2 separate regions of the Homo sapiens genome follow, and region 1 is linked to region 2. A link is a loop called in an ENCODE intact Hi-C map of the cell type or tissue named here. Cell type or tissue: heart right ventricle. All regions are shown on one strand. Links, peaks and the distances in the headings refer to the core of each region. The heading gives the core; the rest is flanking DNA. Region 1 overlaps HARBI1 (harbinger transposase derived 1). Region 2 overlaps AMBRA1 (autophagy and beclin 1 regulator 1).

Region 1 (11,122 bases), core at 7,223-9,722, 210 kb after region 2:
TGGTGACTCACGCCTGTAATGACAGCACTTTGGGAGGCTGAGGCGGGTGGATCACCAACTGAGGCCCGGAGTTCAAGACCAGCCTGACCAACGTGGGAGGCGGAGATTGCAGTGAGCCAAGATCACGCCATTGCACTCCAACCTGGGCGACAAGCGCGAAACTCCATCTCAAATAAAATAAAATTCCTGCATTTTCCTAATTCAGAGATATTGTTATTAATAAAAGGCTTAATAAAACCAAATAAAATCAAATAGCATGCCAATCTTCAAAATCTCTACAGAGCAAGAATGAAACAGGAAAAAAGAGAATTCTGCCAAGAGATCCCAAAACACTTGTGAGGGGAAGTCTTAACTTTACCCTCAAAATTTCAAGTCTAAAAGCACTACCAAGGGATTTCAGGGGATTTCATGGACTACAGTAATTTATTCTCCCAGTGCTAAGAAGAATAAGATAAAAGTCCGAGCACTTATGGCAGAGATCAGAACTCAGGTGTTCTGCCTTCCTATATATCACAATTACTAGAACCATGCCTTTGTAAGAGGAAGAATTTCACATGAACAAAGAGAGCATACATATAATCATGCAAATAGTAATAGTTGGTGATAAGGAAATGAATTCAGAAGTCAATTAAAAAAATACACACAAGGCATTCTCCTTAAGTGACTTCTTTATCAAATGATCCCAGGAAGTGCTAACAAAACAACAACAACAAAAAACTGGGGTGCAATGCCCTGATCCAACAGCACAATGTTAGTATAATGCTTTCTTGTCCTGACTCACTGTCACTACATCTGGCAGATGAGATGTCCCGCACAGAGGCAAAACCTCTTAGAAATTTGAGAGACAAATAGGCCCTGGAGTACCAGTTTGCATACCACTGTGTTCCTGCCCCACCATCAATTTCAGTAAATAGTTCTGGACTGTTCAGACAGTGGTAGGCACTGTTCCCAACATACAGGGCTCATTTCTTTTAGGCGCTTACATTTATTTTTTTGGAGACAGAGTTTTGCTCTGTCACCCAGGCTGGAATGCAGTGGAGTGATAACAGTTCGCTGCAGCCTCAACCTTCCAGCCTCCTACCTCAGCCTCCCGAATATCTGGGACCACAGGCATGCGCCACCATGCCTGGCAAAATTTTTAATGTTTTCTAGAGAGGAGGTTTCACTATGTTACCCAGGCTGGTCTCTTAAGTCCCGTGCCCAAACAATCCACCCACCTCGACCTCCCAAAGCCCTGGAATTACAGCGCCGAGCAGGAGCTTACATTTCTGGATTAACTGTAAATATCTAAGAAGTCTCACAAAATTTTCAAATTTACTATTTAGCTGACTTTTCCCCTCCCAGGTATAACCTTTTTTTTTTTTTTTTTTTTTTTGACAGTCTGCTCTGTTGCCCAGGCTGGAGTGCAGTGGTGCAATCTCAGCTCACTGCAACCTCCACCTCCCAGGTTTAAGCAATTCTCCTGTCTCAGCCTCCTGAGTAGCTGGGACTACAGGCACACGCCACCACGCCCGGCTAATTTTTTGTGTTTTTAGTAGAGACGGGGTTTCACCATGTTGGCCAGGCTGGTCACGATCTCCTGACTTCATGATCCACCCACCTCGGCCTCCCAAAGGGCTGGGATTCCAGGCATGAGCCACCGCACCCAGTTTTTTGTTTGTTTGTTTGTTTTTTTGAGAGTCTCACTCTGCCCAGGCTGAAGTGCAGTAGCATGATCTCGGCTCACTGCAACCTCCGCCTCACAGTTTCAAGCAATTCTCCTGCCTCACCTTACCAAGTAGCTGGGATTACAGGCACCTGCCACCACGCCCAGCTAATTTTTGTATTTTTAGTAGAGATGGGGTTTCACCATGCTGGCCAGGCTGGTCTCAAACTCCTGACCTCATGCGATCCACCCCCTTCGGCTTCCCAAAGTGCTGGGATTACAGGCGTGAGACACCACGCCCGGCCATAACCTTTTCTTTTTATTGAACATAACCCTACTAAATAATGAATTTAAGAAACTGATGCTATAAATAATAATGAAAAATAATATCCATGACTCATTGAACACCTACTATGTAGCATGTACTGTGCTGGTACTTTTTTTTTTTTTGAGACGGAGCCTCACTCTGTCGCCCAGGCTGGAGTGCAGTGGTGCAATCTCGGCTCACTGCAACCTCTGCCTCCCGGGTTGAAGCTATTCTCCTACCTCAGTCTCCTGAGTAGCTGGGACTACAGGCATGTACCACCATGACTGGCTAATTTTGGTATTTTTAGTAGAGATGGGGATTTCACCATGTTGGCCAGGCTGGTCTCAAACTCCCAACCTCAGATGATCCGCTCCCTTTGGCCTCCCAAAGTGCTGGGATTACAATCGTGAGCCACCATGCCTGGCCTAACTTTATTTTCAATATTTATTTACTTTACTTTAGTTTTGTTTTTTGAGACAGAGTCTCACTCTGTTGCCCACGCTGAAGTGCAGTGGTATGATCATAGCTCACTGCAACCTCAAACTCCTGAGCTCAAGCAATCCTCCCAACACACCCTCCTGAGTAGCTGGGATTACAGGCACATGCCACAACACCCAGCTAATTTTTAAACTTTTTGTAGAGACAGGGTCTTGTTATGTTGCTAGGCTGACCCTGAACTCCTGGCCTCAAGCATTCCTCCCGCTTCAGGAGGAACTCCCACCTGCTTCACCTCCCAAGGTGCTGACATTACAGGTGTGACCACCACACCCAGCTGGTACTTTTTAAAGATTATCAGGCTGGGCACGGTGGCTCACACCTGTAATCCCAGCACTTTGAGAGGCTAAGGCAGGCGGATCACCTGAGGTCAGGAGTTTGAGACCAGTCTGGTCAACACAGCAAAACCCCATCTCTACTAAAAATACAAAAATTAGCCAGGCATGGTGGTGCGTGCCTGTAGCCCCAGCTACAGGAGGCTGAGGTAGAAAACTGTTTGAACCTGGGAGGTAGAGGATGCAGTGAGCCGAGATCACGCCACTGCACTCCAGCCAAGGCGACAGGGTGAGACTGTCTCAAAAAAAAAAAAAAAAAAAAGATTATCTCTTATTATGCAATCCCAACTCTGCTAGGTTAGATATTGAACTTATTTTTCAAATGAGAAGATCAAAGTATATGTTCGTCATCCTTTGATATGTTAGGCAAAGGAAAGACCTAGTCACTAAATGCTAATTTCAGACTCAGAATACTAAAACAAGAGCATAATAAAACAAGAATATAATGCTGTAAAAGAGAATAAAATAAGTAAGATGAATACTGAAAACTGGAGATGCTAAATGATCCTTGTTAAAGTTTCTCTAAGAAATGGTATGAGTCTTAAATGGAGGAGATATACAGGAAAAGCTAAAGGAGACCTTTTGTAAAATTGCTCTACCCTCACTAAATGGTTATAAACCAAGCACTACTGGAAAACAGACACTCAAGAGGGGATTAGGATCAGAATTGCTAAACAGATTACAATTGCTTATATGATCAGTCATCCACAAGACATTTTGGCAGATCTTACCCAAAGCTGCTTAATAGGACTAGGCCAAGAGCTAAAGAAATAAGAACTGAGGCTGAATTGTTTGCAGGAATAGGTATATTTAGAGGGGAATTTAGATAATGCATTCTGAAGGGACAGATGAGAATGAGGACAGGAATGGATAATATCGTAGGAAAAATAATGCAAAAAAAAAAAAAAAAAAGGCCAGAGGCTCACAGCTAGTTCTAGGTTTGACAAATCTAGAACTGTTCCTCAAACCTAAGGGTTGTTTCTTAAAATACAATTAGGCGGCCAGGTGCAGGGCTTCATGCCTGTAATCCCAGCACTTTGGGAGGCCACAGTGGGTGGATCACCTGAGGTTGGGAGTTTGAGACCAGCCTGACCAACGTGGTGAAGCCCCGTCTCTACTAAAATACAAAAATTAGCTGGGCATGGTGGCAGGCACCTGTAATTTCAGCTACTCAGGAGGCTGAGGCAGGAGAATTGCTTGAACCCAGGAGGCACAGGTTGCAGTGAGCTGAGATCGCCCCATTGCACCACAGCCTGGGCAACAAGAGCGAAACTCCATCTCAAACAACAACAACAACAACAACAACAAAAATACAATTAGCCATCTATTCTCTCTTTTAACATCTTGTCATTCCTTATAATCCTGCCAATCTTCCCATAATTACTCCCACTGTCCACACAACCTTTAGAGACTAGTGTTTTCCAAATCTGTCTATTCATATGAATGATTTAGGGTATCTCTCTGTTGCCCAGACTGGAGTGCAATAGCACGATCGTAGCTCACTGCAGCCTTGAACTCCTAGGCTCAAGTGATCCTCCCAGGTCAGCCTCCTGAGTAAGCTGGGACTACAGGCACACGCCACCATGCCTGGCAATTAAAAAAAAAATTTTTTTTTTTTTTTGGAGATACAGTCTCCAGCCCAGTCTGGAGTACAGTCACAGAATCTTGGTTCACTACAACCTCCGCCTCCTGGGTTCAAGCAATTCTCCTGCCTCAGCCACTCGAGTAGCTGGGATTACAGGCATGCGCCACCAGGCCCGGCTAATTTTGTATTTTTAGTAGAGACAGGGTTTCACCATGTTGGCCAGGCTAATCTTGAACTCCTGACCTCAGGTGATCTGCCTGCCTCGGCCTCCCAAAGTGCTGGGATTACAGGCTTGAGCCACCGCACCTGACAAATTTTTTTTTTCTTTTTTTTTTTTTGAGGCAAAGTCTCGCTCTTGTCCCCCAGGCTAGAGTGCAATGGCGTGATCTCAGCTCACTGCAACCTCCGCCTCCCAGGTTCAAGCGATTCTCCTGCCTCAGCCTCCCGAGTAGCTGGGATTACAGGCGCCTGCCACCACACCTGGCTAATTTTTATATTTTTAGAAGAGATGGGATTTCACCATCTTGGCCAGGCTGGTCTCAAACTTCTGACCTCAGGTGATGTGCCCGCCTTGGCCTCCAAAAGTGCTGGGATTTAGCACCTGGCTAAAATTAGCACCAGGCTAATTTTTGTATTTTTAGTAGAGATGGGGTTTCACCATCTTGGCCAGGCTTGTCTTGAACCTCTGACCTCGTTATCCACCTGCCTTGGCCTCCCAAAGTGCTGGGATCACAGGCGTGAGCCACTTTTCTTTTTTTTTTTAAGATGGAGTCTCACTCTGTCATCCAGGTTGGAATGCAGTGGCAGGATCTCCGCCCACTGCAACCTCCACCTACCAGGATCAAGCAATTCTCCTGCATCAGCCTCCTGAGTAGCTGGAATCACAGGCTCACGCCACCGTGCCTGGGTAATTTTTGTATATTTAGTAGAGACAGGGTTTCAGCATGTTGACCAGCTGGTCTGGAAGTCCTGACCTCAAGTGATCCACAGACGTGAGCCACCACGCCCGGCCTGAGGAAATCAGTTTCCACATCTTCAACTTCCACAGGTATATTCCAAGATTTCTTCATGCCTCACACCAAAACTAGCTTTAATAAACACTTGCTGACCAGGCACAGTGGCTCATACCTGTAATCCCAGCACTTTGGGAGGCTGAGGTGGACTGGCTGAGCTCAGGAGTTTGAGACCTGCCTGGGCAACACAGTGAGACCCAGACTCTACAAAAAAAAAAATAAATAAATAAAAGAATTTTTTTTTTTTTTTTTTTTGAGAGTAAGTCTCACTCTGTTGCCCAGGCTAGAGTGCAATGGTGCAATCTCGGCTCACTGCAACCTCCACCTCCCAGGTTCAAGTGATTCTCCTGCCTCAGCCTCCTGAATAGCTAGGACTACAAGTGCCCACCACCATGCCTGGGTAATTTTTGTATTTTTTGTAGAGATGAGGTTTCACCATGTTGGCCAGGCTGGTCTCAAACTCCTGACCTCAGGTGATCCACCCGCTTTGGCCTCCCAAAGTGCTGGGATTACAGGCATGAGTCACAGCGCCCAGCCAAAAAATTTAAAACAAAATTAGCCAGGCATGATGGCAGGCACCTATGGTCCCAACTACTCGGTAGACTGATGTGGGAGGATCAATTGAGCCCAGGAGGTCAAGGCTTCAATAAGTTGTGATCATGCCAGTGCACTCCAGCGTGGGTGACAGAGTGAGACCCTGTTTCAAAAATACATGTGTGTGTATGTATATAATATATATATATATATATAAAATAATAAAAAGGCCAGGCGCGGTGGGCTCACGCCTGTAATCCCAGCACTTTGGGAGGCCAAGGCGGGCGGATCAAGAGGTCAGGAGATGGAGGCCATCCTGGCTAACACAGTGAAACCCCATCTCTACTAAAAATACAAAAAATTAGCTGGGCGTGGTGGCGGGCGCCTATAGTCCCAGCTACTCCGGAGGCTGAGGCAGGAGAGTGCTGTGAACCCGGGAGGCGGAGCTTGCAGTGAGCCGAGATCGCACCACTGCACTCCAGCTGGGCGACAGAGCGAGACTCCGTCTCAAAAAATAAATAAATAAATAAACATTCGTTAAATGTTGCTACAGTATCCATTTTTCCCACTCCTACTCTTTCTGTAGAGAGGGGCATCAGAAAAGTTATTTATCAGAATTTTTACTAATTTTCAACTATTTACTATAAACAATGTAAAAAACTACTTTAAAGCCATAATTCCAACTGAATCTTGGATCCCAAGGTGGGAAGAAAAAGAAGTCCTTACCAGGAATATTTGCCAAATAAAGTAATTCGTCCTATGATCTGATTTAAACACTGAAACACAAGCGACTTAAATGTTATGTGCCTCAGTCTCCTCTTTTGTAAAAATGTTAATATTATTATTATTTAACTCTTTTTTTTTTTTTTTTTTTTTGAGACAGAGTCTTGCTCTGTCTCCCAGGCTGGAGTGCAGTGGCGTGATCTCGGCTCACTGCAAACTCCACCTCCCGGGTTCACGCCATTCTCCTGCCTCAGCCTCCGGAGTAGCTGGGACTACAGGCGCCTGCCACCACGCCTGGCTTATGTTTTGTATTTTTAGTAGAGATGAGGTTTCACTGTGTTAGCCAGGATGGTCTGGATCTCCTGACCTCGTGATCCGCCCACCTCGGCCTCCCAAAGTGCTGGGATTACAGGCGTGAGCCACCGTGCCCGGCTATTATTTAACTCTTAAAGAGTTTTTATAAGCATTAAGTGATATAATTGATGCAAAATGCTTACAATATTGCCTGTCAAATTTTAAGGGCTAAGTTTTAGCTGGCTTAATAGTTAGGGAACCGGGCAGGGTGCAGTAGCTCATGCCTGTAATTCCAGCAATTTGGGAGTACAAGGTGGGCTAACTGCTTGAGCCTAGGGGTTCGAGACCAGCCTGGGCAGCATGACAAAACGCCAGCTTTACCAAAAATACAAAAATTAGCCCAGCATGGTGGTGTGCATCTGTAGTCCCAGCTACTCGGTAGGCTGAGGTAGGAGGATCAATTGAGCCCAGGAGGTCAAGGCTGCAGTGAGTCATAATCACACCACTGCACTCCAGCCTGGGTGACAGAGTGAGACCCCGTGACAAAAAAAAAAAAAAGGTGGGGGGAACCAAAGTGAAGAGATTCATAAGAAATCAGCTTGGAACCCAAGTACTCCCACAGCTACAGAAGAAATGGCCAGATGAAACAATTGCAAAATCTACTTTCCCACACTTCTTGGTGTGAGTTGTATGAAAATAAAATTTGAAAGCTCAAAATAGGCAAAAGGTGTGTTTAAGATAAAGGTCCAGTAGAGTAGCAAGAAGGTGGTGCACTAAAAATAGTACGGAGAAGCAACAATCAAGAAACTCAGTAAGCTCCAGGATATTACACGTGGTACCCTGGCAGCTCTACACCCATCAGTGTAGTCTTTGCCCACTTGGAACACAGGAGGTTTCTCTTTAAAGTGCTAGTAAACATGTTAAAGAGAAGTATTTCCTGAGCATCAACTCACAACAAGCACTGTGCAATGAGCATGTGCAGTGCAGATATGATTAGTGGTAGTGATTAGCTGGGTGTGGTGGTGTATGTCTGTGATACCAGCTACTGGTATTATGAGCCTGGGCTGAGGCCAGAGGATTGCTTGAGACCAGCCTGGGCAACATAACAAGACCCAATCTCAAAAAAACAAAAGTTAGAGAAGTCTTCTAATCCTTAACGTAGCTTTCATCTCTTATATGTTGTATACAAGATAACCCTTGTCCTGATGCTCATATAAAAGTAGCACATTAAAAAAAAAACAAACCCAAAAAACAAAAAACTAAGCTGCTGGATTCAAGGGTTTTATCACTGCTAACTGCACTCCTCAGAGCTGTACAGTCACCTTGGTTCACACTGCTGAATGTTGAATAGATTCTTGTTCTACTCATAACAGTAAGCCAGTCTTTCCAATGGAACTCGGGCAGATCTGTGAAGTGAGTTGCTACAATAAGAATTGTGTACATGCATTGTCTACTATCATTTTTATGCAGATATCACAGTGACAATCAACAATGCAAAAATAATTTTTTTTTTTTTTTTTTGAGACAGAGTTTCGTTCTTGTTGCCCAGGCTGGAGTGCAATGGTGCGATCTCGACTCACTGCAACCTCTGCCTCCCGGGTTCAAGCAATTCGCCTGCCTCAGCCTCCCAAGTAGCTGAGATTATAGGTGCCTGCCACCACGCCCAGCTAATTTTTTGTATTTTTAGTAGATAAGGGGTTTCACCACGTTGGCCAGGCTGGTCTTGAACTCCTGACATCAGGTGATCCGCTTGCCTTGGCCTCCAAAAGTGCTGGGATTATAGGCATGAGCCACCACACCCGGATTTTTTTTTTTTTTTTTTTTTTTTTTTGAGATGGAGTCTTGCTCCATCGCCCAGGCTGGAGTGCAGTAGTGTGATCTCAGCTCACTGCAACCTCTGCCTCCCAGGCTCAAGCAATTCTCCTGCCTCAGCTTCCCAAGTAGATGGGACTACAGGCATGCGCCACCATGTCCAGCTAAATTTTGTGTTTTTAGTAGAGAAGGGGTTTGACCATGTCGGCCAGGCTGGTTTTGAACTCCAACTCTTGACCTCAGGTGATCCACCGCCTTGGTCTCCTGAAGTGCTGAGATTATAGGCGTGAGCCACCACAACTGGCCACATTTGAATATCTATACAATACTTCATAGGTAACTTTCATATATATTACCTAATCCCCACAATAGATATTACTGTGGTTGGTGTCAGATTAATCATTTTACAGATGATTAGCAGAGCCAGATAAAAATTAAGGCTCAATTGTATGGATGTACAATACTTAAACAATTCTGGACAGTCCTGATAAGTATGTTGGCTTTTTTTTTTTTTTTTTTTTTGAGACAGAGTCTCCCTCTGTTGCCCAGGCTGGAGTGCAGTGGCACGATCTTGGCTCACTGCAACCTCCACCTCCCAGGTTCAATCGATTCTCCTACCTCAGCCTCCCAAGTAGCTGGGATTATAGGCGCGCACCACCATGCCCTGATAATTTTTGTATTTTCAGTAGAGGCGGGGTTTCACTATGTTGGACAGGCTGGTCTTGAACGCCTGACCTCAGGTGATACACCCTCCATGGCCTCACACAGTGCTGGGATTACAGTCGTGAGCTACCGCACCCAGCAGTATTTTGGCTTTATTTCAGGGGATTGTTTCATTTATTTGTTTGCTTATTTATATTATTATTACTTTTCTGAGAGACATTGTCTCGCTTTGTTGCCCAGGCTAATCTCGAGCTCCTGGATTCAAGTGACCCTCTCACCTTGACTTCCCAAAGTGCTGGGATTACGGGCAGGAGCCACCGCACCCAGACAGGATTGTTTTTATAAGGTTGTTTTTGTTGCTGCAGCTATTGTTTGCAATAAAAATTCTTGTATGCAATTTTGTTTTGCATATGTATAAATATATACCTGTAAGATAAATTCTTAGGAGTAGAAGAGCTGGGTGAAATAACATAAAATACATTTATTAATATATATATATATATAGGCTGGGCATGGTGGCTCACGCCTGTAATCCCAGCACTTTGGGAGGCTGAGATGGGCAGATCAACTGAGGTTGGGAGTTCGAGAGCAGCCTGACCAACATGGTGAAACCCCGTCTCTACTAAAAATACAAAATTAGCTGGGCATAGTGGCGCATGCCTATAATCCCAGCTACTCAGGAGGCTGAGGCAGAATTGCTTGAACCTGGGAGGCGGAGGTTGCAGTGAGCCAAGATCGCACCATTGCACTCCAGCCTGGGCAAAAAGAGCAAAACTCTGTCTCAATAATAATAATAATAATAATTTTTTTTTACGTTGGTGTGGTGGCTTACAGCCATATTCCCAGAGCTTTGGGAGGCTCAGATGGGAGGATAGCTTGAGGCCAGGAGCTCAAGACTAGTCTGGTCAACATAGTGAGACTCTGCCTCTACACAAAATAAAAAAAATAAAAATAAAATAAGAAAAAAAAGTTTAATTGTTTTGGAGACAGGGTCTTGCTATCTTGCTCAGGCTGGTCTCAAGGTCCAGGCTCAAGTGATCCTCTTGCCTTAGCCTCCCAGATAGTTGGAATTACAATTACCAGTTGTACTAGTACGTGCCACTGTGCTGGCTCTAACAGTATGCTTTAAAGTTTTAATAATGTCTATTAAATGTTGATTTTTTAAAAATTAAGGCTAAGAAAATTCTCACCTGAGGTCTCATAAAAAACTGACAGGACTGAGACTCAGCTCTACAGACTGCCATATCTCATTCTACTCCACTACATAATTTTTCTTTTTCTTTTTTTTGAGATGGAGTTTTGCTCTTGTTGCCCAGGCTAGAGTGCACTGGCGCGATCTTGGCTAACCGCAACCTCCGCCTCCCGGGTTCAAGCGATTCTCCTGCCTCAGCCTCCCGAGTAGCTGGGATTGCAGGCATGCGCTACTACGCCCGGCTAATTTTGTATTTTTAGTATAGACGGGGTTTCTCCATGTTGGTCAGGCTGGTCTTAAACTCCCAACCTCAGGTGATCTGCCTGCCTCGGCCTCCCAAAGTGCTAGGATAACAGGCATGAGCTACACGTGCGGTCCCTTTTCTTTCTTTCTTTTTTTTTTTTTGAGATGGAGTTTTTGCTCTGTTGCCCAGGTGGGGGTGCAATGGCGCCATCTCGGCTCACTGCAACCTCTGCCTTCTGGGTTCAAGCGATTGTCCTGCCTCAGCCTCCCGAGTAGCTGGA
Region 2 (12,013 bases), core at 4,763-7,262:
CATTAGCTGTAGACTATCCCCTCTCCTCCCACCACAATGTTTCTATGATGAGTTACAAACAGAAAGGAAATCACATTTTCATACTAAAAACAAAATGATCAGAGCCTTGATTTCTCCACTAGAAACTACACGTACAGTTAAGAGTCCACATGCAACACCTTAAATCACAGACTGAGACCTCACATTCTGACCTGGAGTCTCCTCCCCTTCCCCAGCCTTGGGCTAGCTTTGGCCTAGGCTCAGGTAATACTGACACCCACAGGCGCTGCTCTGAGGGCCTTGCGGGGAGAAGACTGGTGGACAAGCCCTGGGGGCTGGCCAGCCTACACCCCCCACTCCTGAGTGAGGACCTGCCCACTGTCCCTTGACCCCATCCTGTATCAGGCAAGCAGGCGCCCCCTTACCCCACAGTAGTCCCCCATTAGTAAATGCCGAAGTCCCTGTCCTCAAGAATCTGGGAGCCTGGCCCGATCCCTGTTGGTTTCAGTGGGGTAAGACGACGAAGAGAGGCTGAAGCTCTGGAAGGCTCAGAGTTGGAGGTGGTGTCTGGGTTCCTGGTGGCTCTGCCCACCCAACAGGTGGACAGGGCAAAGCTGCCTCGCGGGCCTCTGTCCAGGATGATTGGCCCAGATCTGGAAGACTGTTCACTCTCTGGAGGCTCTCTGTCCAGGGCTGAGTCCCCTGAGCCCATGTTACTAGGAGAAAGTGGGGTGCCTGGCAGAGATACCCACTTGTTCCTCTATTCACATTAAGCCCACAGTGTGGCTCTCCCGGGCTCCAGATCCTGGAAGGTTCTAGTTCCCCGAGGCAGGCCTTGCCCATTTGACTGTCTTGTGCCCACTGACTGATCTTCCTCTCCACCCTGACCCTCTTCCTCCTCCTGTTCCCTGATGCAGCCAGCAGCTCTTCCACATGTCCAGTTCCCAGTCAGCTGTGAGGTCCGGTTTCTGCTTGGCGGTTCGAGGGGAGGCACCAGTGCAACGTTTGTCTCTACCTGTTCCGTGGTTCTCCCCTAGGGCCTGCAGCGTCCCCCCTGCTGCTGCCACCATCCAGAAGGTGGTTGTTATTGGTCAACTCGCAGTGGAGGGTTGGTCCCTCAGCGCTGGGAAGGGAAACAGGAATGGGGACAGGGGAGGAAGAGGGCAGGGTTGGCTGGGTTGGCTCCCGCCCAGGGGTACCAGGCTGGTCCCAGGAAGCTGTCCGGGGGCTTAGGCCTCGCTCTGCCAGTTGCCCGGCCTCTGGGAGCAGTCCCCGAGAGGTGGAGGGCTGGGGTGAGGAGGTGTGGGCGGCACCAGGTTCAGTGCCCGTCTGAGAGCTGCGGTGAATGCGGTGGCTGACGATGATGTTGTTGCCGAAGCCGCCCATGGAGGCCATGGTGGTGCTCTGCTCCCGCTGCACCACGGCTGTCATGCCGCCCTCCGCCATCAGCCTCTGGATCCTGCTGAGCGCATCTTCTCCACTGGCACCATACTCTGAACCCTCACCTGGCAGATACAAAGCAGAAGAGAGAGCGAATTGGCTGCTGGCCTGGGCCTCTGAGGCAGGTGGGCAGCCACCGGTAGCAGCTGGGGGATTCTTGACTAAACGCAGGATAGAGAAAGACTCGCTCCATCACTGTGAAAACCAATCCGAGTCTTGAAAGCTAGACAAAACCCCCAAAATGTTCACAATCCATACTTCTGTTTTACTGGTGGGGAAACTGAGGCCTAGGATGGCCAGTTAAGAGGCAGCACTGGCCCAGAAGGCAGCAGGTTGGCCTCAATGAGTTCTCTCAGCACCAGTGGCAGCTTAGCATGCGAGAAGGCAGGTTCAGACAGCTGGTTTTGTCTGCCTGCTCCCTGTTGTGGAAACTCAGCAGACCTAGGGCTGAGCTGGGGTATGCCACCCTTTCTCTGCAAAGAGAGTAGGTACCCTATGGGTGTGGCCCAAAGGGAAACAGTCTGCTCTGCTTCATTACAATGCTGTCTTCCTTCAGCGTAGTTTTGTGTTACCTCCTCAAAGCCCCTGAGGAAGCTGAGAGTTATTTTTATATTGATTGATTGATTGATGGAGTCTCACTCTTTCACCCAGGCTGGAGTGCAGTGGTGCGATCTCAGCTCACTGCAAGCTCTACCTCCTGGGTTCACACCATTCTCCTGCCTCGGCCTCCTGAGTAACTACAGGTGCCCGCCACCACACCCAGCTAATTTTATATTTTTAGTAGAGACAGGGTTTCACCATGTTAACCAGGATGTTCTTGATCTCCTGATCTCGTGATCTGCCCACCTCAGCCTCCCAAAGTGTTGGGATTACAGGTGTGAGCCACTGCGCCTGGCCTATTTTATTTATTTTTGAGACAGAGTCTTGCTCTGTCACCCAAGCTGGAGTGCAGTGGTGTGATCTTGGCTCACTGCAACCTCCGCCTCCCGGGTTCAAGCAATTATCCTGCCTCAGCCTCCCAAGTAGCTGGGATTACAGGCATGCACCATCATACCTGGCTCATTTTTGTATTTTTAGTAGAGATGGTGTTTCCCCATGTTGGCCAGGCTGGTTTCGAGCTCCTGACCTCAGGTGATCCACCCTCCTCGGCCTCCCAAAGTGCTAGGATTACAGGCGTGAGCCACCACGCCTGGCCATATTTATTTATTTTTTTGAAATGGAGTTTTGTTCTAGTCGCCCAGGCTGGAGTGCAATGATGCGATCTCAGCTCACTGCAACCTCCACTTCCTGGGTTCAAGCCATTCTTCCGCCTCAGCCTCCGAGTAGCTGGGATTACAGGTGCCCGCCACCACACCCAGCTAATTTTTGTATTTTTAGTAGAGACGGGGTTTCACCATGTTAGCCAGGCCAGTCTCGAACTCCTGACCTCAGGTAATCTGCCTGCCTCAGCCTCCCAAAAGGCTGGGATTATAGGCATGAGCCACCGTGCCCAGCCTTTGTTTTTTGAGATGGAGTTTTGCTCTTGTCACTCAGGCTGAAGTGCAGTGGCACAATCTTGGCTCACTGCAACCTCCACCTCCCAGGTTCAAGCGATTCTCCTGCCTCAGCCTCCTGAGTAGCTGGGATTACAGGCTCCCACCACACCTGGCTAATTTTTTGTATTTTTAGTAGAGATGGGGTTCCACCATGTTGGCCAGGCTGCTCTCGACCTCCTGACTTCAGGCGATCCGCCCACCTAGGCCTCCCAAAGTGTTGGGATTACAGGCGTGAGCCACCGTGCCTGGTCAGAAGCTGAGAGTTTTAACTGTTCCTTGGAAGGGCTGTTTCCTTCTCTTCTTTCCCTTTACCCCCCAGTCTTCACAAGCTATTCCCCAGTTATTGTTCTCCTGGGGCTCAATGCCTGATGCCATATTTCCCGGAAAAGAGTCAACTGACCAGCACAGGACCCAGGTCTAGGGAGGGAGAGAAGGATCTGTCCGCCACTCCCTCTGCAGAAATGCCTGAGCATTCCCTTGTGTGGGAACAGAAAAGACTTCGGCTCAAATCTCAGCTGTCACTTGCTTGCTGGGTGACCTTGAAAAAAATCCCTAACATCTACCTTGCACGGTGCTGGAGAGAGAAAAGGAGCTAACGCACAGCCCAGGCACTTGGTCAACGGTGCCTGTTGTGATTAACTTGGGGTCTGCAGCAGTGGAGCTCTATTGCTGTGGGACCTCCCTTCCAGCTTTCTGCTCAGCTCTTGGTAGGGTGAGAACCAGGCCAAGACCGTGGGCAACTATGATCAAGGCTCTGAGGCTGCGAGGGATGGCTCCACTGAACTGCTGATTTGTCTCCATCAGCTACTGTTTGGAATTTTGCAGTTTTGGGGGTTTTGATGGTGAGTTTTCTTTCCTTTTGGGGTACTTGCCAGCAGCTATTTTTATGAGACTTTCTTTGCTCCCCTAACCCCATCCATCCCCTTCTCTCTGCCTGCCTCATTAGAGTTGGATTTCCAGGCCAGCCAGTTTCACAGCTTGGTGGCATCTAAGGCCCCAAGAGATCTCTCACCCTTCTTGTTGGTACTTGGCAGCCTCATGCTTCTAGTTCTTTCTATAGTTTTTTTTTTTTTTTTTTTTTTTTTTTTTTTTTTTTGAGACCAGGTCTCGCTATGTCACCTAAACTGGAGTGCAATGGTACAAACATGGCTCACTGTAGCTTAGCCTCTTGGGTGCAAGTGATCCACCCACCTCAGCCTCCTGAGTAGTAGGGAGTACAGGCAAGCACCACTCCTGGCTAATTTTTTGTACTTTTTGCAGAGACGGTTTCGCCGTGTTGCCCAGGCTGGTCTTGAACTCCTGGGCTCAAGCAATCCTCCTGCCTTGGCCTCCCAAAATGCTGGGATTACATGGGTGAGTCACTGCGCCCAGCCCCAGTCTTAGACGATCTTCCTCAGCATTATGTCCTCTCTTGCTTTTCTGGACAACCCCTGATAAAGCACTGCCCTCCATCCCTCAAGGTGGCTGCCCTTCCCCACTTCCTCCTGGGACACCCGGCTCCAGCTCCCAGGGCAGAAGGAGAGAAAACCTGAAGGGCTCTCAGAGTACTGGGTCAACCCCATCTTCAGGTTTTAAAGCCTTCTAACAGTGGGGCAGAAGGTAAGAAGAAAAAAGTCAACCTACGGCCTTGGTGCCCACAGAGATTCTACCCTGGGAGCCAAGGGCTGCCTGGGGAGGTCCCCTGGGGCCCTCCCTGTGCTCACTGTAGCCCCAATGCTTTCTCAGAACTCTGTGCACTGAAGCCCTCGCAGCATGGTCTGGGGCGTGCTGTGGCTGGCCTGAGGCCTGCTGGCATTGGAGTGCACTGTGCCAGGCGCTGTGCCTAGTGAATTCTCAGCTCTTTTCGAGACAGAGTCTCGCTCTGTCGCCCAGACTGGAGTGCAGTGACATGATCTCAGCTCACTGCAACCTCCACTTCCCGGGTTCATGCAATTCTCCTGCCTCAGCCTCCCGAGTAGCTGGGACTACAGGCATGTGCCACCATACCCAGCTAATTTTTGTATTTTTAGTAGAGACAGTGTTTCATCATGCTGGCCAGGCTGGTATCAGACTCCTGACCTTGTGATCCACCCACTTGGACCTCCCAAAGTTCTGGGAGGCATGAGCCACCGCACCCAGCTCAGCTCTTCTCAAGTAGATTACCAGGGGCAGAACAGGCTGCCTTGGGGCCCTATGGGTGCTGCTGCAGCCAAGCCCCCAGAGAGCCCCGGATGGGCTTTCCCAGGCTCTGCGGGAGGCCCTGCTGCTGGCACTCAAGTCTGAGCCCACTGCTTGCTTGCCTATGGCTCCAGGCCTGGCCACCCCTCTCTATGGCTATGACTGTGTCCTAACTGGGCTTCTTGCTTCCAGTCTCCTCCCCTTCCGTCTAGTCTCCACACTGTTCCTATTACCATCCTAATTCAGCTCTGCTGACTTGAGCTCTGGTTAAGTCTGCACCCTGTTCAAAACCCAGCAGCTGCAAAAGCCCTCACAGTAGTCAAAACTCCTTAGCTTGACATTTGAGGGCTCTCTGGCCAGACCCTTATCATGCTGCAGACCTTCCTGCCCTGTCCCCCACATTCCTGCAGGTACCCGGCAGCCCTGCTCCCTGCCTGCACAGATGGGCATACACTGTGCACACTGTGCCATGCTCTCGTCCCATCTCCTCTGCCACCCACTTCTCTCTGGTCCCCCAGCTAGAAGGGGATGCTCCTTCTCTGGGACCTCACAGTGCTTCACAACTCCCCGTAGCTGTGGCATCTCTCTTCTGGCCTATAAGTTCCTGAAGGTCTTGGACTCAGCTGTATTCTCTTTTCAGCCAAGTCTAACACGTGGGTTTACACTGGGCGTGTATTTGTCAAATACATGTATGTATTAATAAAAGGGCTCCCAGGCTCCTCACAGGGGCTCCAGACTTAAGGATGCTTGGAAAACCGGTCTTGTAACTGCCCATTGTGGGAGAAGCATTTATTTTATTTTATTTTTTTGAGACGGAGTCTTGCTCTGTTGCCCAGGCTGGAGTGCGGTGGCGAGATCTCAGCTCACTACAACCTCCGCCTCCCAGGTTCAAGCAATTCTCCTGCCTCAGCCTCCCGAGTAGCTGGGATTACATGTGTGCACCACCACACTTAGCTAATTTTTTTTTGTATTTTTAGTAGAGATGGGGTTTCACCACATTGGCCAGGCTGGTCTCGAACTCCTGACCTTGTGATCTGCCTGCCTCAGCCTCCCAAAGTGCTGGGATTACAGGCATGAGCCACTGGAGAAGCACTTACATGTCTAGTTCTCTCTGGACTTGCTCTTTGAGGGAAGAGACACAATGGATTCATCTCAATGTAATTCCCTCCACAGTGCCCTTGAATTCATGGTGCCGAACACAATACCAGACACAAAGTAAGTGCTCAAAAAAGAATGAATGGAAGATTTTAAAATGTACAAACAAATGGCTCCCCCAGGGCTCGGTGTGGACAGCTTCAGCCTACAGAACTATGAGCTATGCTTCCCTCCTGGGAACTCTAAGCCAAGGCTAAGAGCAACTGAGGAGAGCTGGCACATTCTTCAAGAGAAAAAATACCAGGGCTAGAGGGAAATGGCAGTTACAGTCAGGGATCCAGGCACAGTGGCAGACAGGGGGTTAATTCTGCAGTCTCCTCCTCTGTAGCAAAAGCATCTGTTTTTGTCTTTGAAAATAGGAAATTGATTTAGAGTTCACATGAGGTCTCTTCCTTGGCAAGTCCTAAGGTACACTCTAGAAGCAGAGGCCAGGGTAGGATCAACAAGTTCCCACCATGCCCTACAACCATATTTAATTCTAGAGATTTCATTGCCAGAAGAGCCAAAGAGGGAACTGAGGCTCAGAGAGTCACAGGAGGAGCTGCCCTTCCTGACCTCTGGGAGTACTGGTCTTCCAGCCCCTCCCTCTTCACATTTGCTTTTTCCTGGCCCAGGGCCCAGGCTACTGCTGCTGGTCTACCGACCATCTTCACCAGACAAAACAGAGGCTCAGATGACCTTTGCTACGGGTCAGGGGCACAGCCATGGTGCTCTCCAAATAGTGGGGCACAGCCATGCTCAGAGGCAGGGCCTTGCCTCAGCTCAGCTAAACTCATTAATTCCATGCTTGCCCTGAATGCCCACTGCAAGCTAGGGAGGCACTGTCATCAGTGCTGGAAGCCAACGGTGAGCCCAGGAAATGCTTCCCTCCCTTTTCGAGCTATGCTCTTGGCCAGCAGGGTAGGAAAGCTTGCTGTAGAGTCAAATTCTGGGAGAAGTCAAACTCTTGTTAAAGTTGAACATGCAAAAAAGCTGACGCGTGCAAATACCCCTGTGGAGGGCTCCTCCTGGAAGGCCTGGAAAGAGCTGAATGGATTTCAACCACATTTTTATAGAACAAGAAAATGAGAAGTAGCCTAGGAGCCCTTTGGTGCTAACTGACAGAAAAGGGCCAAGGGGAGTGGGGAGGGGCAGGGCACAGAACAGCAATTACCACAAGCAGAGCAGGCTTCCCACATTAATAAATCTGTGTGGCTGCATGTGGCGGCTCACGCCTATAATCCCAGTACTTTGGGAGGCCAAGGTGGGAGGATCACTGGAGCCCAGGAGTTCGAGACCAGCCTGGGCAACATGGTGAAACCCTGTCTCTACAACAAACAAAATAAACAAAATTAGCCAGGCGTGGTGGCGTGTGCCAGGAGGCTGAGGTGGGAGGATCCCTTGAGCCCAGGAGGTCGAGGCTGCAGTGAGCCGTGTTCGTGTCACTGTACTCCAGCCTGGATGGAAGAGCGAGATCTTGTCTCAAAAAATAAAAACAAAATAAATAAATCTTGGTGCCTGTAGCAGGTGTGAGTACAGGTGGGATCTCCCTTCTAGCCCAGCCCAGAAGAGCTGAACTCCCTGACCAGAGGGTTTCACTATCCATGCTCTTGCAGCTCTGGTTTTGTCAATACAAAACCTGCCAGCTGCCTCTGCATGGGGAAATCTGGGCTCAAAGAGAGCCCTGATCCCTGGGCTCCCCTGAAGAGTCTGACAGCACAATAGTGGTGTGAGTGCCTCAGAGCAAGGCTCCTTGCCCTAGGAGGGACAAGGCTGGAGAATGACACCCATCCATCAAGTGCCCATACCCTCTGACCCACACCTCCCCTGCCCTGACTGGTTTCTGAAAGGGGTATGGTGTGTGGAACAGCTGTGGGTACAGGGTATACGCAGAGCATGCAGGGATGCAGGCAGGCAGAAGCAGCCAGCTGCCCGGTCTCACTCTGCCTGCTGCTCCCGCTGACCAGAGCCTCAGCTTAGCTGGGGCCATCCTCTACCGCCTACTCTACTTTACAGGAGGAGGGGATAGTGGGGCGAGGAACCAGGTCTTGCCTCCTAAAACCAGGGAAAAGAGCTCCTTCCCTCTGCCCCACCCTCTGTCCCCATCCCCCCAAAAGAATGAAAGGAACTTATAATTGACTAGAAGCCAGAAATGGGCTGCATGCTAACCAAGAAAACAGCAGAGAATTCTCTGGGAGGTGAAACACCAGCAGACATACTTCTGAAGGTGGCAGCTCCTGCTCCCAGAGCCCCAGCATGTCACCTTCAGGCTGAAGGCCTCACTCCCAGCCCAGTCCCAGTAACTTGCCTTCCCCACTCATCCAGTGTCAGTTCTCCACATGCACCAGACATGCCATGAACACAAATTAGTGGTCCTTTATGCAGTAACATGTCTTTGAACTTGGTGCCATTTCATGTGCTGAGACATGTCTCCAGGAATGCTTCCCCACCACCCTACTTCACCTGACTCCTATTCATCCTTGAAGACTAGGCTCAGGGCCACCTCCTCCAGGAGTCTCCCCTAAACCCCACAGGCTGGGCAAAGCCCCTCCTCCTCTATGCTCCAGAGGTCCTCATCACACTAAAACAATTATCAGTTTAGGTGCCCATCTCCCTCTCTAGACTGCGAGCTCCTCATGGAAGGACAGAGAGGCCTACTTGTCTTCACCGCTTTTACCAAGTGGCTGACACATGGTAAAAGCTCAGTGAAATCAAATCAGAAAGGGCTGCCCAGCCGGGTGCAGTGCTTCATGCCTGTAATTCCAGCACTTTGGGAGGCCAAGAAGGGAGGCTTGCTTGAAGCTAGGAGTTCAAGACCAGCCCAGGCAACACGGTGAGACCCTATCTCTAAAAAAAAATAATGATTAAAAAAATAGCCAGGCATGGTGGCACACACCTGTAGTCCCAGCTAGTCAGTAGGCTGAGGCAGGAAGATCGCTTGAGCCTAGGAGTTCAGGACTGCAGTGAGCCATGATGGTGCCACTGTACTCCAGCCTGAGTGACAGAGTGAGACTCTATCTTTATTTCATTTATTTATTTATATTTGAGACAGGGTCTCACTCTGTCTTCCAGGCTGGAGTGCAGTGGCATATCACAGCTCACTGCAGTCGCCACCTTCCAGGCTCAAGCAATCTTCCTGCCTCCAGCCTCCAGAGTAGCTGGGACTACAGATGCGTGCCACCATGCTCGGCTAATTTTTTGTATATTTAGTAGAGACAAGGTTTTGCTGTGTTGCCCAGGCTGGTCTTGAACTCCAGGACTCAACAGATCCTCCTGCCTTGGCCTCCTAAAGTGCTGGGACTACAGGTGTGAGCTACCATGCCCAGCTGAGATTCTGTCTTTATTTATTTATTGTATTATTATTTTTGAGACAGAGTCTTGCTTTGTTGCCCAGGCTGGAGTGCAGTGGTGTGATTTTGGCTCATTGCAACCTCTGCCTCCCAGGTTCAAGTGATTCTCCTGCCTCAGCCACCTCAGTAGCTGGGATTACAGGTGCCCACCACCATGCCCGGCTAATTTTTGTGTTTTTAGTAGAGACAGCGTTTCACCATGTTGGCCAGCTGGTCTTGAACTCCTGATCTCAAGTGATCTGCCCACCTCGGCCTCCCAAAGTTGCTAGAATTACAGGCGTGAGCCACCACACCCAGCTGAGACTCTATCTTTAAATTAAAAAAAAAAAAAAAAAAAAAGGTCCGGGTGTGGTGGCTCACACCTGTAACTCCAGCACTTTGGGAGGCCAAGGTGGGAGGATCACTTGATCCCAGGAGTTCAAGGCCAGCAAGGGCAACATAGTGAGACCCCATCTCAAAAACAAAACAAAACAAACAACACTCTCTTCCAGTGACTGCTATTTGCACATACATATATACATACTACAAACACACATAAGGGGCTGGCTAGGTATGGTGGCTCACGCCTGTAATCCCAGCACTTTGGGAGGCTGAGGTGGGCATATCACTTGAGGTCAGGAGTTCAAGACCAGCCTGGCCAACATGGCGAAACCCCGTCTCTACTAAAAAATACAAAAATTAGTTGGGAGTGGTGGCAGGAGCCTGTAATCCCAGCTACTCGGGAGGCTGAGGCAGACAGAATCACTTGAACCTGGGAGGCAGAGGTTGCAGTAAGCTGAGATTGCACCACTGCACTCCAGCCTCTGCGACAGAGTGAGACTCCATCTCAAAAAATAAAAAAACAGGCCAGGCACGGTGGCTCACGCCTTTAATCCCAGCACTTTGGGAGTCCGAGGTAGGCGGATCACGAGGTCAGGAGTTCGAGACCAGCCTGGACAACATGGTGAAACCCTGTCTCTACTAAAAATACAGAAATTAGCCGGGAGTGGTGGCACATGCCTGTAATCCCAGCTACTTGGGAGGCTGAGGCAGGAGAATCACTTGAACTCGGGAAGCGGTGGTTGCAGTGAGCTGAGATCGCAGAGGCTGAAGTGAGCCGAGATCATGCCACTGCACTCCAGCTTAGGTGACAGAGTGAGACTCTGTCTCAAAAATAAATAAATAAATAAATAAAAATAAAAAGAAGGGGCTGCCTAAGAGAATGGCCCACTTCTCCAAATCCCTCTCGCTGTCAGGGGTTACTGGGAGCTCTGAGAGGTTTGCCTCCTACTGAGAGGGCTGGCCTGCTGGCTCCATTGAGAAGCCCGTGGTGGTTCCCTTTTGCCTGGCCCTCAGGCTTCCTGGAAAAGGCCTAATGGACTCCAGAGCAGCTCAGAGTCCACAGAAACCTGCAAAAAAGGGCCTGAAGATGGCAGAAGGAGCCTTCCACCACCTCCTCCCAGAGGCTCACAGCGGAGGTTGGCTGCTCCAGCCAGCACCACCTTATGGTCATGGCCCCAGCGAGGGGCTTCCACCAAGCACAAATGCAGGAGGTGGGCTGTGCTACAGACCAAAGAGGGACTTCACTTTGAAAATTCTCAGTTCATGGCATCGCAAGCGACCACGCAATACCCTGTTGGGGACTGCGGTGTAGAAAGCCATTCCCTGGGGTGATAGGCACGTTTGTTATTCTTTGCCTGACGTGCACCGTGGCTTTTCCTCCCATGGTCTCTTCTGGGCAAATGGCTCAACACAGACTTAGAAAATGTGTCTGTTTGGAGGCTGCTTTGTTTGGAGCTAGGATCAGCAAGGGGGCTGGAGGTAGGGGGTGAGGATAGCAACTGAGTGAGAACAGCCTGTTTAACACAGCTGCTGACGGACTCCTAAGTGGCTCGAACTCTGCTGCTGGGAAGTGCTAATTGGTTTTTAAAAGTGTGAGGCTGGCACAGAGAGTCAGGGCCGAGTGTGGCAGAGCCACACCTGAAATAGGTGAGAGGAAGGGGCTGATGATAGGCCAGGCTGCAGCCAAAATGTCAACGAGCCCCAGGTGTGACAGGATTGTGAGAGGTCCTCCCATGGGGCAGTCCCAAATCTGCCACACTGGTAGGGGGACGACAAGCTAGGCTGTGGTTTGGCCCCAGAAGCTAAGGCCTGGGGTGTACTTCTCTGGAATGGCAGCTTGCAGGAGGGAGTCTCCCTTTAGCCCTTTCAATCCAGGCTTTCTGTGCTCTCTCTTTGGAAAAAGAGACAGGGTCCTCACATTTTAGAGGAGAGGGACATCAGTGTACTTGGTGGGAGTTGAGGCGAGCTGCAAGAGTGACCCAGCTCAGGGAAACCATGTCGCTGCTGAGGAGGCTCTTAATGCCACCAGGTGGGCATCACCCAGACATGGGAGGGGGTATGCATCCTGAGTGGGAAGTGGCACTCACTCGGTCTTAG

What was found. Peaks named below come from ENCODE experiments on the same cell type or tissue, not always from the same donor. Only the 100,000 strongest peaks of a DNase experiment are listed, where the experiment ranks them.
Region 1: it touches region 2 in a loop (5-fold over the local background); 18 of 110 quality-filtered maps call a loop at or near these places.

Annotation. Positions count from the first base shown.
Region 1 is chr11:46,604,236-46,615,357 of GRCh38, forward strand. All of the region lies in intron 2 of HARBI1 (harbinger transposase derived 1), which reads right to left. Among named protein-coding and RNA genes, the nearest start is that of HARBI1, 7.4 kb to the right of the region's middle. In heart right ventricle, for the core only: no CTCF peak of the experiment used is centred there; no DNase peak of the experiment used is centred there.
Region 2 is chr11:46,396,460-46,408,472 of GRCh38, forward strand. AMBRA1 (autophagy and beclin 1 regulator 1) reads right to left here. Exons shown (of 18, transcript NM_001387011.1): 18 at 1-1,484. The coding sequence ends at 991. Among named protein-coding and RNA genes, the nearest start is that of CHRM4, 11 kb to the left of the region's middle. RefSeq lists an enhancer at 10,968-11,755. In heart right ventricle, for the core only: no CTCF peak of the experiment used is centred there; no DNase peak of the experiment used is centred there; H3K27ac peaks cover 564 bases.